Regions from separate parts of the Homo sapiens genome. Here region 2 is linked to region 1. A link is a contact called in ENCODE Hi-C or POLR2A ChIA-PET data. All regions are on one chromosome and are shown on one strand. The core of a region is the stretch at or near the end of the contact, and the rest is flanking DNA. Distances in the headings are between cores, read along the strand shown. Region 1 overlaps TRIM9 (tripartite motif containing 9). Region 2 overlaps TRIM9 (tripartite motif containing 9).

Region 1 (5,895 bases), core at 1,834-4,333:
AACAGCATGTTTAGACTTAAATTATTATTTAAAAAGAGGTAAATGTCACTATGCATTAGCTTTTGGTGTGAATATTTGTGTGGTTGGGCATGCAAGTCTAACAACAAAGAATGGGAAAGGGGATTCTATGTAACAGTGTGTTGGAATAAAAGCACAGAGCCCTCCTCCTTTCTGCCCTCCACACAGCTCATAGAGTCAGGTTCACAATACAAATGGTGAGATTTGTTTAGTATATGAGAGATGTGCTGGCTTAGGTGGAGGAATTTGTATCCTTGGTGATGTGCTCCCTCACTTATCCTTCAAGGTAACCTTGGCCTGCTGAAGGGTCAGCTCATTGCCCAGAGATTGCCCTGCTCTCCCTGGGTCAGTGGCAGGGCTAGCAACTGTCACTAACTAGCTGGACACTAATTAAAGTGGTAAGGAAAGATTTTAATGTGTAAAAAGGACAGATTTTAATCAGTATACAATTGCAACAGGGAAAAGAGTACATCATGAACTGAACTCAACTTCGATTTGTACAGAGGTGACTGGGCACTTTACAAGGGGAATGAGGGAATAGGAAAGGGGTTGAGCAGGGGCTCAGAGTTACAGAAGTGAAAAAATTCCAAAAATCAGGAAGGGGAAAATCAGTCTGTATGAAATCCATCTGGGTGTGCTAACTTGTGCTTATTGAAGTTAGACCCCTACCCTCTCACAGAGACTGGCAGATAGAGTCCCTTTCTTCAGGTATTCAATGGAACAACATCGAATTCTTTTGGCAGCCTTGAATTTTCTCAGACAGGTACCTTAAGGGAGGCTGGGGTCATCTTAGGAATTCAGCCTTGAGCTGTTAGAAACTGTGTGTTTCTTCAAGTCTTTATAGGTCAAGGTTGAGGCCTAGGTAAGAAGAGGGCTCAGAGGACCCTGGCTATAACTTGGTCAAGGATAGAATCATTCTTTCTTTCTTTCTTTTCTTTTCTTTCTTTTTTTTTTTTTTTTTTGGAAAGAGTTTCATTCTTGTTGCCCAGGCTGGAGTGCAATGGCGCAATCACAGCTCACTGCAACCTCCGCCTCTCAGGTTCAAGCGATTTTCCTGCCTAAGCCTACTGAATAGCTGGAGTTACAGGCGCCCGCCACCATGCCTGGCTAACTTTTTGTATTTTCAGTAGAGACAAGGTTTCACCATGTTGGCCAAGCTGATCTTGAACTCCTGGCCTCAAGTGATCCGCCCGCCTTGGCCTCCCGAAGTGCTGGGATTACAAGCATGAGCCACCACGCCCGGCCTCGAATCTTTCTTATAACCAATTAACAATAAGCAGCAGTTTAATGGAGCAAATCCCTACCCATAAGATTCCTCTGATACCAGCCTTGCTCAAAGCCAAGAGCCTCCCCCAAAGCCAAGAGCCTCCCCATACTCCACTGATGACATATCTCACATACAATCACATACATACACATACACATTCTTACATACTTACACACTCTTAAACTCACATTCTTACCCACATACACATAGACTTTCACACACTCACAGGCATATGCACACTCATACACACACACACCATATGCACACTCATACACACACACACATCCTTTGTCCCTATACTGTGTGCTTCCATTCCCAGGCCCAGCTACTCTTTTGCAAATCATAGCCTGTTCACTGCGCCAGCCCTTTGCTGGGCTTAGAGATAAATTGGCATCTGCAGACCAGCTGGTCTTGGAGGATTCCTGTCCATCTGACTATAGTGAACTGGGGTTGGGGTATATCCAGGATCTTCCAGCACCAGAGAAACCGGAGAAGGGATCCATTCTTGCAGGCACTAAAGGTGCAAGCAGGAGGAATAGAAATGTTTCCTAGAGGGGGAATCAGGACCCTTGGACAGCTCAGCTTGATGGTTCCCCAAGTACCAGTCACTCTGTGAGGTCTCCTTCCTTTACTTAATTCCCACTTCACCCAATCTCTGCCCAAGATCTTAGGCCAGTAGTTGACAAAGTTGTCAGTGGACCTGAATCCAAAGCTTCTTCCCTCCTCCATGAGACTCCTCTCTTAGGGGACTTTTTCAAATTCACCAGAAAACTTCATGCAGGAAAAAAGTTGAATGTTTCATAGGTTAACTAGTCATGCTGTAATTTACATACTATCTGGCTGCTAAGCATAATCAGACCACCTCATAATCAATCATAGTCATCCTCTCACCTTCTCTGGTTGTACATGCTCTCACCGTGGATTAAACAATTAAACAATTGTTTTGGCCTGTGAGGGTGAGAGAATTCTCTTTTTTTGGGAGGCTGGAGCAAAGAGCATGAGTTTGCCATCAGATGAGGGTTTGTGTTCCAGCTGTTCCGTATGTGAGTGGTGAAACCTTCACTCAGGGGTATCCTCTCGGCACCTCTGCAAAATGGCAGGGAGGTGATTGGGATTGCATTGAAAGCACCCATCAGAGTTCCTGGCTCATAAGAAATGACCAATGTATTACAATTATTAGAATTTCTTGCTTACAATTATTAGAATTTCTTGCTTACACTTTTTGATTGTACTATGTCAGCAATGTACTGAGTAACCGGCAATGGGTAATTGCTGAGCAATGTGACCCAGAGATCAATATTTCATCAGAAAAACTGTTATTCTCCTTGGCGGCCTTCCCTCAAAGTCCCATTGCATCAATGATCACTTTTTTCCTGAGTGTTGTGTTTATCTTTGTACCTGGGAAGGAGCGGGAGTGGGCTTTGGCTCCTGGGCCCAGTGGTGTTGCGGTGCCTGAATGGCATGCACTGTGATACAGCACCAGAAGGTGCCCCACGCCCGGGGAGGCAGCTGGGTCATTTTCTGAGCCATCAAGCTGCCAGTGCTTGTTTGCCGCCTCCTCTGTTTTGTACCAACTCTTCGAGTGACCCTTTTGACCCATCCTGTGCCTGTAACTTCAGATCCGAGACAGCCAGAAAGCTTCTTTTCATTTGTCCCAGTTTATCGCTATCCAATATTTGTGGTGAATTGAGGGGAAAAGGCCACGTGAAGAATGTTTACAGTGGGAAATGGAAAGAAGATACTGTCTTCTGCCTGGGCACACTCAGCAGCTTGGGCAAGTCAGGCATTGGGCGGGATGGATTGAATTGCATTACCCATTTGCTGAGCGTGAGAAGTAGGTCCTGAAACGTCCTCCACAGTCAGTCCCAGGGTAAGTGCCTGATCTCTCCCTCCTGGGGAGGCAAGGGGAGCCAGGGTCAGGGTGGAAGCTGAGGACGAAAGCCACGCAAGGAGGGAAGGAGGAGGCAGAGTTCTTTGTTTCTCTCCTTCAGGCTTGAACAACTTGTCATCTTTCTGGGAGACCTCGGTGATTCTCAGCATGCTCCCAGCCAAGAACAACTTGACTGGAGATCAGGGCTTCAGCTGCATCATTTTTCTCCTCTCATTCACCTTCAGATCGTGACACCTTTTCAGTAACCTAGAAAACAAATATCCAAGAAATCCGAATGTCACTGCTTAGGCATTATAAACAGCTTTAGAACGTACCTTTCTCCCTTAAATGACTGCTTGTACCACCAAAGATGCCGTGATGAAAACACATACTACATATTTGCATCTTCATTGTTCTGGTCATAAATTTCCAGCACTGCTCTGTGGTCCTGAATGCAGAACATCTTTGTTAGCACAGAGTAGGAATTTAAATGCATCTGGGAAACAAAATCAGTCAATAACAATGTTCTTCTACATCAGATGGAGCTTATAAATGTGATTAAAATACCAACCTATAAAAACAATGTGCATATAAATCCTTACAATAAGAGCACTTTCTAGTGATAGTTTTCCAGGATTTTTCATTGTCTCCTCAATTTCTACAAGTGGACAAAGCTTAAGAGAATGATTTCTAGATCTTTATCTTATAATGCAATTTTTTATCAAATACCAGAACAATCATCAGCCAGGTAGAAGGCATTCTTGGGACGGACCATAAACACAAAGAGGAAATTGGAAATAAATTGATTTTTGCAGTTCACTTACTGCTTTGTCATATAAAATCCTGGGACTAGATGGGGCCAAAACTCTTTGTCTACTACTAGGAATGATTGTATTTCTAAGTATACAGCAGCAACTGGTCAAAAAATCTATGGGTATCAAGTCTGTCTTATACAGACACAATTAATTGCAAGGTTGGAATACAAGACACCAGGCAGCTTCACTTCTGTGTAACCAAATCAATTTTACTTCTGTACTGAAACATCTAAGTGTGGTTACTAAACATAGGTTATAATAAAAAGAGGAAGAAAACTATGGTAGTCCAGCAAACTTTTACTCATTCAGGAAAAAAAAAAGATATGAGTTCTAAAGTAACAATGAAAAAAAATTTCTTCTTTAAAATATGCCTCTCATATTATTGCCTGCTCTTCCAAATGAGACCGTTTTTCCCTCCTTTATCCCTTGGGCTCCTGGAAATATTAATAGTTATTGAGGAGAAACTTTTACTCCAAATAATATTGTAGCTGAGACCCAATCATAAAGAATTTTGCAACTGTAGGCTCACTTTGAGCTTTATCTTACTCAGTTGTGTTGGTCTTGCCTCTTGGAGCCTAAATACATAGAGCAAAGTACAGGTGATCGAAAATGTTCTCCAACAGACCCTGTTCCAGGAATCTGTCCTGCGAATCCCTCCAGTCAGCAGGTGTTTGTGTGAGCAAGAATGAAGAAAACAAATAAGAGTTAACAGCTGGTTGGGCACGGTGGCTCACACCTGTAATCCCAGCACTTTGGGAGGTCGAGGTGGGTGGATCACCTGAGGTCAGGAGTTTGAGACCAGCCTGGCCAACATGGAGAAACCCCATCTCTACTAAAAATACAAAAGTTCACTCGGTGTGGTGGTGCACGGCTGTAATCCCAGCTATTCGGGAGGCTGAGGCAGGAGAATCGCTTGAACCTGGGAGGCAGAGATTGCAGTGAGCCAAGATCACACCATTGCACTTCAGCCTGGGTGAGAGAGTGAGACTCTGTCTCAAAAAAAAAAAAAAAAAAAAAAAAAAAAAGTTAACAGCCAGCATTTATTAAGCACGCATCATGCACTGTGCACCAGTAGGGTAATAGGGTTCTGGGCTTTAGATATAGTATCTTATGCAATGCCCACAAAACCCAAGAATAGTATTCTTCCTCTGATTTTATGGATGAGGTAAAACAATGTATAAAGGGTTGAACAGCCAGTAACTGGCAGCATTTCAGAATTCAGAATTGTTCCCTTAACTAGCAGAAGCTTTCACATTGATTAATGCATTCAACCCTCACAATAACCCAACTACAAAGTATTACTGTTCTTCCCACCTTTTCCATTGGAGTAATTCAGACAAAGGTAACTTTCTCAAGGTCACACTTATAGGGGATAGAGCGAGAATCTGCACCCTTTCAAACCTATATTCTTTCTACCATCCCACATTGCCTCAACCAAGCATTTGGTGTGCATATTTTTAGAGAGTCAGTGCCCAACTTTGTATTTAAAAGACAAATATAAGAGAAAAGCATTCACAGCACCAAGAGATATAATTTTAAGGTTCTGCCCTTTTACAGAAAGGAAAGGGTAGATGAATCATTGTGTTGGCAAGGAGAATAGGCTTTAATTTGAAAAGAAGACAGTGCAGGAAAGGGAGTCTGTCTCTGTACCTGAGGTACGGAAGGGTATACCCAGACTGCTAGGAGGGGAAGGAATTTGTATCAAGTACAGTGATACTTGATATAAATTCCTGCTAGCAATAGAAAACTCCAGAACAGTGACTTGAATAGGAGTTAATTTTTATCACATAACAAGAAAGCTAGTGGTGAAGGTTTCAGGTGTTGACTCAGCTGCTCAAAGATGCCATCAGAACCGAGCTCCTTCCCCTCCCATCCCTCCACCCATACCCTATTGGCCTTCTCCTCATGTGAGCCGGAAGACATCA
Region 2 (5,895 bases), core at 1,097-3,596, 43 kb before region 1:
TTGGGGGAAGACAGTATTATTCATTTTACATGCCAAATTCTTCAATTTCAAGTGATTGTTAGATTTTTACATACCATTATTTACATACTGTTATTTTCATTGTTTTTATTATTTGAATTTGAATTTTTTTCCATTACTTTTTTTTTGTAGAGACGGAGTCTTGCTATGTTGCCCAGGCTGGTCTTGAACTCCTGGGCTCAAGTGATCCTCCTGTCTCAGCCTCCTAAAGTGCTGGGATTACAGACGTGAGCCACCGCACCCAGCTATTAGAGTTTTAAATGCAGATGTTTGGTTTCGTTGTTATGATCATTACTATTATTCAGTGATTGTTTTGTTTTTGTCTCTGTTGCTATTCAGTGGTGTGCTGGCAAACGTGGAAAGCTCTGATTTGTAGCATTTTCCATGGCTGCCTTCAGGCTACCTACCTGAGGTTGCTGACCTTGATGTTTGGAAGTCAGTACAAGCCAGCCCCAGCATACCACTGCTTGTTGTCAGTTCTTTGGCTGTATATCCTATGGGAGGAACTGCCAAATTGCAAGTTTTCTAAAATTATCTCTAAAATGATGTAAGCCTGCAGCTGCAAAAAACAACAAAAAAGATATGTTACAGAAATTTTTAGTGAAGAAATCATGAATGTACATTTCAATGAATTTCCACAAACTGATCACACCTGTGTAATTAGCAATAAATCAGAAGAACAGAATATCAGGATATCATCAGCCTCCAGAAGCCCCCTGCATGCTCCCTTCCAGTCCAGAGCGCCCACACCACACTCTTGGCAAGGATAACCTTCTAGCAGCATGGTAACTTTGCCTATGTTTCTATTTCATATAAATGTCATCATACAGTATGCACTCTTATGCATGGCTTCTCTTGCTCAAAGATATGTTTTTTGGATCCACTTATATTGTTGCATATAGCTTTAGATCATTCTGACTGTTGTATGGTATTCCATTTTTATGAATGTTTCACAATTTATCCATTCTGTCATTGGTGAGCCTTTTGATAGTTTCCAGGTTTGAGCTACTAAGAGTAGTGCAGCTATAAACATTATAGCACCTGTCTTTTGGTGCATAAATGTAAGCATTTCTGTTGGTTGTATCCCTAGGAGGGCAATCACTGGGTGCTCAGGTACACAAATGCTCTGTTAGTATATCCTGCAAAAGTTACCAGATGATGGTGGTGCCATGGTACATCTCTCCCAGTAGTACTCCTCATTCTCACCAGCACTTGCTATTATTTGTCTTTTCATTTTAGCTATCCTGGTGGGTGTACAGTGGTATCACAGTGTTGTGATAACTAATGGTATTAAGCATGTGTTTATATTTTCTGGTCATTTGAATATCATCTTTGATGTGGTGTCTGCTAAGTCATTTACCCACTTTTCCATTGAGTTGCCAAAAAAAAAATAAATAAAACATTAATTCTGAAATAAGCTGCCTTTTCCTTGTGGTTTTGTCTTGAGAGCCAGAGGTACTAATCAGAAACAGTTTATCACTTCTGCTTTCTCTTGTAATTTTTTTCTCAGTGCAAATCATCTCCTACACGGTACATTGCTCTCTATCAAATCATTGTCAGATATTGTGCATATTTCAGAGCTTCACTTAGAAATATTATAAAGCAATTTAGGGAGAGAGGTTCTTAAGTGCAAACAGTACGAATGCAAATAGATTTTCAAAAGAGAACAATTCTTTCTTAAATGAAAGTAAGAGCTATTCAAATAGTCTCTAAGTAAAAAAAAAAAAAGTAATAAATTGAAACTCAATAACCTCAAGAAAGTAATTGTGATTTCATATTAAACATGAATTTTAGAAAGTTTCCAGGAGTGATTATTCTTTTTCCTTTCCATTTTCTCAATAGAAAAAAACTTGTTTTTTATTGGTAAGTCTCTTTTTAAAAACCTTATCCACTAAAATTGAATTCCTCGTATGTATTGTGTAAGCTGTCTTATTTTAAAAATTTATATTTAGATACCTGGATGCAGTCTGTTAATCCATAACTGATTCTATGCAAGAAAGTAGGCTACTTTAAAGGATAGTTCACATTTCAGAGGTTTAGGAATTCTCGTTGGATGGCTGGATTTTCATAGAAGCATAATTGCTTTCCTTTCCTTCAGTGTTTTTTTTAATGTAGTAAAATAATAAGATAAAGTATTAAGACTACAATTTCAGGAGAGAGAGTTAAGTTTCCCTATGAAAAAAAAGAAATACATTTCCTGGAATGTTCCAGAAAGAACTGAGGCTATTCCTGGAACCTCCTGAAGGCTCTGGCAGATTTCCCTGAAGCCCAGGTGGCCCAGTCCTGCCACGTGTGCCTTTTTGCTGCACACAGCATGGGCAGCCCAGAGAACACCGGGAAGGAAGGAAGAAAGGAAAGTTTCCTTTCCCTGCCTTCTACTTCCCTTGTGCTGCTCCTTCATGCTGCTCCCTCACGCTGCTGAGTCCGGGATTGGCAAATGCGTAGCACCTCACCACCCCTCTCTTCTGGGCCCATGGCAAACAGCACTGTCAGTCATGGCACTTTTCCCACTGACTCCAGGTGTGACCCAAATACAGCTCAGAATTCTTTTTTAAAAATTATTCATTTATTTATTTTTTGAGACAGGGCTCACTCTGTCACCCAGGCTGGAGTGCAGTGGTGTGACTGCAGCTCACTGCAGCCTTGACCTCCCACTCTCAAGCAATCCTCCCACCTCAGCCTCCTGAGTAGCTGGGACTACAGGCAAACACCACCACGCCTGGTTAATTTTTTTTTTATTTTTAGTAGAGACAAAGTCTCACTGTGTTGCCCAGGCTGGCCCTGAACTCCTGAGCTCAAGCGATCATCCTACCACCTTGGCCTCCCAAAGTGGTGGGATTACAGGTGTAAACCACCATACCCAGCTGCAGCTCAGAATTTTTATCACAGCACACTGAGCAACTGGTACCCAGGTATCAGAGTTGGCATTTCAAGTGAAGTCTATTTGTCTCCACTTTCTTTTCTTTTCTTTTGTCTTGTCTTTTTTTTTTTTTTTTCTTTTTTTTTTTAGACGGAGTTTCACTCTTGTTGCCCAGGCTGGAATACAATGGCGCAGTCTCGGCTCAGCACAACCTCCACCTCCCGGGTTCAAGCAATTCCCCTGCCTCAGCCTCCAGAGTAGCTGGGATTACAGGCATGTGCCACCATGCCTGGCTAATTTTGTATTTTTAGTAGAGATAGGGTTTTGCCATGTTGTCCGGGCTGGTTTTGAACTCCTGACCTCAGGTGATCCGCCCACCCTGGCCTCAAAGTGCTAGGATTACAGATGTGAGCCCTGTGCCTGGCCGCCTCCACTTTCTTAGGTGACAGGATTCTTATTTTGTCGTCCCCATCAGTCCACCAAAACCCCGAAATGTAAATGTATTCCTTTTTCCAGGATCATTTACATTATCTTATATGGTAGTCCCCAGTCTCTGAATCTCTGACTCATCATTTTCTATTTTGGTTCTGGATGCTTCCCATCTCCACCAAAAAAAGAAAGAAAGAAAGAAAACGTCTAGGAATGTGAGTCAAATGCCTACAGGGGCCAGATGATACAAGCAAGATGTGCATATTTGGTCCACAGGAATAACAGGAATAGTTTTTACCTTCAGAAACAAATACACTGTGCCATTTTTCTAATAATATGTGGCCCTCAGTCTATCTTTGGTTTATCCACTTCTGTAAAAGACATGCAGTCAATCCCTGTTATTCCCAGTGCAGGTTGAGTATTCTTAATCCAAAATGCTACAAAATCTGGAACTTTGTGAGCACCAATATGACACTCAGAGATAATGCTCATTGAAGCATTTCAGAGTTCAGATTTTCAGATTAGAGATGCTGAACCATTATAATGCAAATATTCCAAAATCCAAAAAAAAAAAAAAATCTGAAACACTTCCAGTCAGTCCCAGGCATTTTAGATAATGAATACTCAACCTGTAGTTATGTTCTATTAAGTCACCAAGTACACTGAATTAATGAATACTGAATATTGCTCCTAGGGGAAATAGAGGGTTAGGTTCCTGTGAGCCTCTGGTCACAAAATTTTTGTCAACCAATCAATGCATAAACTTGTTTTATGTATGTTTCTGTTTAAAGATACCTTGTTTAATATATATTGTTCATTCATTACCATTGAACTCACAGCCATCGCACTATAACTCATGCTTGAACGATGCTTATCTAATGAATGTATTTTCTCCCCAAGCATTGCAGCCTTCTTGTGCTTAGGAATGCTAGACAGCATTTAAGGATTGTGTTTGGGGCCATTTAAACAGCAAATGCACCACCAAAAAGCACCAAAATGAAAAACATGACACTGAATATACCATGAAAAGTACACTTGTTTATTGAATTAGAGCTGAAACAAGGAGCATTACCCTGATCAACCTCAGCTATGAAGTTACACATTGGACAACTCATTTTTTAGCCATTCTGTGAATGACCATGAAAGTGCTGTGAGTATTGATTTGGAAATTACAAATAAATTTTAGCAAGTTTGCAAATTTGCAAATACAGAATACACAAATAATAGAGATTGACTGTATTTTTCCACCTTGAGAAAGATAAGAACAAAGATAAATGGCAGCTGAAGATTGCTCTCAGTAATTGGGCAGCAAATGGCATAGACTGGCAAACCAAGGAATATGGGGTCAGTTATAGTCCAGTGTAGCCTTGGTGCCATATGGGCACAGGGTTGGCAGATCTTCCAAGAGAAACCTGACATTTGCATCATTCTGATATGACCTCTCCTGATTTTAAGTGTTGCTTTAAATTAAAAACACCAACAATGCCATGAAACAAATCAAACACATGCCTTCACCATGCCTGGCTTGTCCCGAGGGCCTCGGATTTGCAGTTTCTCAGTGCAGCCTAGAGCAGGGTTTCTCAATCTCAGCACTGTTGACATTTGGGGATGGGCAATTCTTTGTTCTAGGGAGCCACCCTATGCATTGTAGGATGTTGAACTGTATTCCTGGCCTCTAGATACCTGTGTATCCATCCCTACACCACACCACTCACCTCTGAGTTGTGACAAAAAAAATTGCCTGTAGACATTGCCAATGTCCTCTAGGAGGAAAATCACCTCCAGATGAGAACCAGTGGTCTAGATTAACACAGATGAACCACTTAAGGGCACCTTATGACTCATCTTTCTCTGTTCCTGAGACTGCTGGAGACTGCTGCATGGGCTCTGGAAATGGAATCAATCTAAGAAAGGAAAATATCCATGCACTTGGAAGAAGGCCCAACTCTCTCAGACTGATTCCATTTCTAGAGTCCATCAGTTCTCACATTCAATTCTTCCTTTATTCTTATTAAAATCCTTACCATAGTCCCCTATGTCCTTTCACCTACACTATTGAAATAATCTCCTAACTGGCACCCCACACTCATCTCCCTCTTCTATATTCTATCAGACTAATCACTGCCAAATGATATTTCAAGACACTTTTTAAAAATCATGTTGTCAACCTCATTCCATCCCAACCCTCTTTCAAAAATGTTAATTAATGCTTCACTTAACAAATCATTGCTAAGGATCCAACAGTTTATTCAGGAGCTTATCAGAAGAGACATCATGGCAGTAGAACAGTTGCTCTAGAGTGCCAGGTGCCTGGTTTAAACCTTGGTTCTGCAACATGGGCTGGCCTCATCACACCTCCTCTTCTAATTCTACATAACTTTACATCCTTATTCTTCTCAACTCATAACCCACCCATAGTGGCAAAACAGTGTCTGGCCAAGAGCTTAGGCTCCAAGGTATGCACACTGATGTTAAAATTCCTAAGGAGTTCCTTAACCTTTCTGAGCCCCATTTTTGTCATCTGTAAAACGGGGATAAAAATAACTTCTACAAGGTTGTGGTGAGAATTAACTGATGTTTTCCACATA

The links. A loop is a pair of places that touch in the nucleus more often than their neighbours do. ChIA-PET counts read pairs that join two places held with the same protein, here RNA polymerase II (POLR2A). Pooled maps may share reads with other maps.
Region 2: a map of sigmoid colon shows a loop between it and region 1 (2.2-fold over the local background). The contact joins two enhancer-like sites. A Hi-C loop is called at or near these places in 2 of 168 maps with a recorded cell type or tissue (head of caudate nucleus and sigmoid colon), 1 of 37 single-sample maps with no recorded cell type and 3 of 50 pooled maps. POLR2A ChIA-PET finds 5 or more read pairs at or near these places in 4 of 52 experiments (OCI-LY7, PC-3, Panc1 and 1 more).

The regions. Positions count from the first base shown.
Region 1 is chr14:51,026,233-51,032,127 of GRCh38, reverse strand. The region is part of intron 1 of TRIM9 (tripartite motif containing 9); the gene reads left to right. Among named protein-coding and RNA genes, the nearest start is that of TRIM9, 66 kb to the left of the region's middle. RefSeq lists an enhancer at 2,538-3,737. Within about 2 kb of position 3,083, at least 2 of the 41 ENCODE cell types and tissues checked have a DNase peak (open chromatin) inside an H3K27ac peak, as active enhancers do.
Region 2 is chr14:51,068,507-51,074,401 of GRCh38, reverse strand. All of the region lies in intron 1 of TRIM9 (tripartite motif containing 9), which reads left to right. Among named protein-coding and RNA genes, the nearest start is that of TRIM9, 24 kb to the left of the region's middle. Within about 2 kb of position 2,346, at least 3 of the 41 ENCODE cell types and tissues checked have a DNase peak (open chromatin) inside an H3K27ac peak, as active enhancers do.